Linked DNA regions of Homo sapiens: region 2 is linked to region 1. The links are chromatin loops, found by intact Hi-C in ENCODE. Cell type or tissue: IMR-90. All regions are shown on one strand.

Region 1 (2,500 bases):
CCCAGTCACTTACAGGTGATCCCTTCTACACCCTGGTGGGTTTGGGTAAACTTTTCCTGTACTCTTGCCTGACGACAGTAGTTCAATGTCTTCAGCAAATCATCATCTCTCTAGGAAACCCAAAGAAGAAAAAAACAGGACAACCTTCACACTGGACAAGAGTCGTGAGGTCTCCTGCTCAGTGGGCTGCAGGGTGGAGCCAGCGCTGAGGCCAGCCGTCTTTGCTCACTCTCCTATTCTCTACCCTTCACATTCATAGGTCCTAGAAGATGAATAAGCTCCTCAACGCTTGGTCAGAAAGAATATCACAAGGTTGAATAATTATAAGGATGATCAAAACAATCAAAGGGGAAAATAAAAATGACAGTTGTACCTTGGTATCTGCAGAGATTGATTCCAGGAGCCCCTGTGATACCAAAATCCATGATGCTCAAGTCCCTGATATAAAATGGCATATTATTTACATATAACCTATGCACATCCTCCAGTATATTTTAATTCATCTTTAGATTACTTAGAATGCCTAATACAATGTAAATGTTATGTAAATAGTTACCATACTGGATTGTTTAGGGAATGACAAGAAAAAACTCGACATGTTCAGTATAGACACAACTTTTTTTTTTCCTGAATATTTTCCATCTACAGTTGGTTGAATCCATGGATGTGGAACCCACAGGTATGGAGGGCCGACTAGACCTGGAAAGTTCTGCATGAATTCACTAACCCTGCCAGAGGAAGGGGCTTCCAAGAGACAGAGGGACAGCTGATTGCCTAACACCTAGTACAATGGTTCTCAAACTTTAGTGTGCATCAGAACCACCTGGAGGGTGTGTTAAAACACAGAAACAAAGTTTCTGAGTCAGTAGCTGATGTTGCTGGTCCCCAGGGGGGACCACACTTTAGAAACCACTGACATAATAAATAGGCAGGGGCTGCCTGGTTGGTCAGTCCCACTGGACCAACTTTTGATCCTAATCCATCACCCCCCTCCCAAATTGAGCCACTAGAAAGCATAATAGGAATTAAGCAGCTTTGTCTTTCCTGCCTCTCCCCTCCTCATTTCCCATTCACACGCCCATGCTGCTATGGATAAAGAGAACAATTATCAAGCCATTCTTTATAAATATCTCCCGGTGCCGAGTACAGCTCTCACCTGTGCACAAGAAGACTTTGCAGAAGGAGTGAGTTAGGCTGCAAAAGAGAGGACACAGCAGTGCAGGGAGAGCATTCAAGGGCTCCCCAGTCCAGTTCCCTGACCCAGTGTGGAGTCCCTCTCTCAGTGATGAGAGCATGCCACTGGGTCAGTGCCAAGGAAACGTTGTGACCTGCTTTTCTCCTCACTAATTTTCCTGGTGATCTGCCATCATGCACTGTGATTTCCCGCTGAGAGTTCACTTCGTGTCACCAAACTGCTGCCCCCCCGCCGCCAGCCTCACCAACAACTCAGTGCAAAGGAAATCAACGAGTAGCCACAAACACTGCACCCCTGGTGGGTGGCAGGGCAAAACGCCTCAAGTCCAGGATCACAGCTCTTATGACCTGGAAGGGACCATCACAAATATTTCTTTCTTTCCCACACCTGATTACATTATACAGTTTGCTATTTTACTAACAGCAGGAGTTACTGCCAAAATAATATTGTTTTTGTTTATGACGAGGCTAACAGAAATTCCTACAGAGAGCAGTATTGTGAATAACATAAACGCTCTGTGGTAACGGCCTATCCTACTGGACTCTTTTCTTTGGTTTAAATGGGGAAAATCCGGCCAATTTTCACACACACACGTCAGCTTGCTTTTTTCTGGCTATGGCACAGAAAAGGTTACACACATTTTGGGCTACAATTTTAGGGCTGAAAACCAACTCCAGGTTAAATAAGGAAAAAGAATGGAGAGTGATTCATTCATAGCATTTTGGTAAATATAGACACTTGTATGTGTTTGCAAATACTTGGCCTTTAAGATGATTTTGTGTGCACAAATAGGCATATTTGATGGAACAAATATGATTTTCCCTCCCATTAATAAACAAAATCCAATGAGCTCTTTCTCACATGCGAAACTGCACCAGTTCCCATGCTCTGAGTGCCTGACTTGGTGTAGACCCAGCATCCTCCAAAGCAGTAACAAAAACACAACCTCTGCTTACCCCAAAATTATGAATCAGTCTCAGATATCTCACACTCAAGACATGGGTCACAAGCCCAGCTGTATTCAGAAAATTCTGGAGCAGAAGGACAGCCCATTCTCAGGTGACGGTATTGGCTGAGGCTTCAAGAACATTGATTAAAAACTCTTGCACCCTCCCTACCCGCAAAAGAATCCATTCATTTGCATCCATAGATGAGGTCACGCACAAGTTGCCTTCACACCCAACACCCATGGTGGTTCCTGTCCTCACCTGTTTTCCAGGAGTGTCATGCACACCACCTCTCGCACCCCGGGGTTGTTGGCCTTCTCCACGGAACAGCCCTGCAAGTTCCAGGTGGCCAGCCTCA
Region 2 (2,500 bases), 51 kb before region 1:
ATTACCCCCACTTCATAGATGAGAACACTGAGGCACAGAAATGGTTGCACAACTTGTCGAAGGCCAAACACCTGAGGCCTGAGACCAGTCTAGCTCCAGGTCTGCGCTCTACCTCTCCAGGAGAGGTTCCCAAGCTTTAGCGTGCACGGGGATCACCCAGGAGCTTGTTAAACCACAGACTGCTGGACCCCGTTTGAATCCTCATTTCATAGACCATGGGCAGGGCCTGAGAATCTGCATTCCTAACAAGTTCCCAGGTGACGCAGATGCTGCTGTCTGGGAACCACCCTTGAAGCATCACTGCCTCTAATGAGGATATGCTTAGTTGTGTGGAACTCACAGGAATACACAGGAAAAGTACTTAGTACAGTTCCTGTTACAGCATAGAGGACCCACAAGTATTCTTTCTCTTCCCTCTAAACCAAGTGTGTCTCAGGCATCAGCCAACAGAGGGATAGGGGGCCCATCTGCCTTCCTGTTTCTCAAACTCTACCAGACTCCCTGCCTCCAGCATCAGGCACCACTGCTGACCACTCAATTCCAGTGACACAGCACACCCCCAATGCCCAACCACTGAGTATTAAACCACTCTCCACCACACTGTTCCAATGCATCAGCATGGAGACAACTGTCAAAGCCACTGGGCCTGAATTGCATCCACAGCCAAACACTGTGAGGTACACATGCTTAATTCTGCACTTCTAAATGTTAACATCTAAACTGTGCAAATGCTGCTTACTCTTTGTAAAGGGCTGCTGTGAAGCAAATGAGGGAGGGGGAATACAGGATCCAGTTTATTTTTAGCATGAAGTCCTCCTGGTTTGAAAATTTGTCAGTTGAGCAGGCTGCCTGTGCCTCTGGCCCCAGTAAGCCTGCCTACCCCACCCCCATCCAGTCACACAGGAACCAGCATCCCTGCCACCGCAGCCCAGGGTCTCCACTGAACTCAAGTAACCTGGTCCTGTTGGCCCAGGCCCAGGCAGACAGCTCATTTGGGTCACTAGGATTCACACTTCAAAAGGAGGAACACGCTGATGAGATAAAAATAAAAACTGCTGAGTACAGAGGAGGCACCGTTCCTGGAGGGCCGCAGGCTTCAGACTGGCACTGTCTCTGTTCTGCCCTAGTGGTGGCCAATGGCCTGTGTGAACAAAGGCAAGAGACTGGCTCCCTGTCTAGGTTAAAAAAAAAAAAAAAAAAAAAAACTCCTGCACTGAGATTCCAGACAAGCAGCCAGTTCACCTGGGGTTCAAAATCTCCAGGAAATGGTGACTCTTCTTCTAAGACTCGAGGATTACTAAAGTAGAAACACTTTATAAACAGACTTCAAGCACACATCCTTACTGAACTTTAGCATGATGACACAGCAGAATTGTATTCAAAATATTCTGCAGATTTCAAAACCAAAAATGGTAGCTGCACGCAGGAAAGGACCCTGGAATTGAGGTCACCTGATCGAGCAGGTTCTAGGGCTGGAACCCTTCCCACGCTTATCCCCGTCCTAAAGACCTTGCATAAAGAACCACCTTTTCAAGATGAATTGTTGCTTGAGGACTGACCAGCTCAAACTCCTGGGTTCCAGCCCCATCTCCTGTGAACACGTGGTAGGATTTCAAGTAGGTGGCCTAACCTGTCTGGGGTCTAAAATGGACATACCAGGGTCAGAAGTTCTGCCCCAAATGGACTATGTTCAGAACGTGCAGTGCTCCTTCCACCCTCACTTATCTGCCCAGCACAGAGCTCCTCATTCTGTATTTTTCTAATCAAATATCCCTCCTTTGAAGAACATCCCCTGATATCATGGGCAGATTAAAGGTTTCTCATGTGTTGCCGAGCTGCACTCATATTCCCACTACCATTCGAACCACGCTGACATCATGATTTGTTTTCCTCTTCCACTAGAATCCAAACTCTAGGAATGCAGGAGTTGTATGCAAATTAGGGCCTAGCACCTGGCAGACCCTCAATAAATTTTTGCCAAAAGAATGATATCTGCCTGCCTCCCTCATAGAGTTTTTTTTGTTGTTGTTTTTGTTTTTGTTTTTGAGACAGAGTCTCACTCTGTTGCCCAGGCTGGAGTACAGTGGCACGATCTCAGCTCACTGCAACCTCCACTTCCCAGGTTCAAGCAATTCTTCTGCCTCAGCCTCCCGAATAGCTGGGATTACAGGTGCACGCCACCACACCTGGCTAATGTTTATATTTTTGGTAGAGACGGTGTTTCACCATGTTGGCCTGGCTGGTCTCAAACTGCTGGCCTCAGCTGATTCGACTGCCTCAGCCTCCCAAAGTGCTGGGATTATAGGCATGAGCCACTGTGCTCAGCCTCCTCATAGAGTTTTTAGGTGCACAGGAAAACATACCAAAGTGTCCTGTAACTGGAAGGGCCTGTGAAAATGTAAATAATTCTTATTACCTATAACTTATGAAGGTGTAATGCTTTTGTTTTTAATGGCAGATGAATATTAGGAGGACTCTACATGAGATGCAAGGATTTCAT

What was found. A loop is a pair of places that touch in the nucleus more often than their neighbours do. Peaks named below come from ENCODE experiments on the same cell type or tissue, not always from the same donor. Only the 100,000 strongest peaks of a DNase experiment are listed, where the experiment ranks them.
Region 2: it touches region 1 in a loop (2.0-fold over the local background); 24 of 110 quality-filtered maps call a loop at or near these places.

Annotation. Positions count from the first base shown.
Region 1 is chr7:36,155,106-36,157,605 of GRCh38, reverse strand. EEPD1 (endonuclease/exonuclease/phosphatase family domain containing 1) reads right to left here. Exons shown (of 8, transcript NM_030636.3): 2 at 2,404-2,500. Among named protein-coding and RNA genes, the nearest start is that of EEPD1, 3.1 kb to the right of the region's middle. In IMR-90, a CTCF peak has its summit at 1,490; no DNase peak of the experiment used is centred here; H3K4me3 peaks cover 1,175 bases; H3K27ac peaks cover 344 bases.
Region 2 is chr7:36,206,594-36,209,093 of GRCh38, reverse strand. The region is part of intron 2 of EEPD1 (endonuclease/exonuclease/phosphatase family domain containing 1); the gene reads right to left. Among named protein-coding and RNA genes, the nearest start is that of EEPD1, 55 kb to the right of the region's middle. In IMR-90, a CTCF peak has its summit at 1,136; a DNase peak (open chromatin) is centred at 1,313; H3K27ac peaks cover 2,094 bases.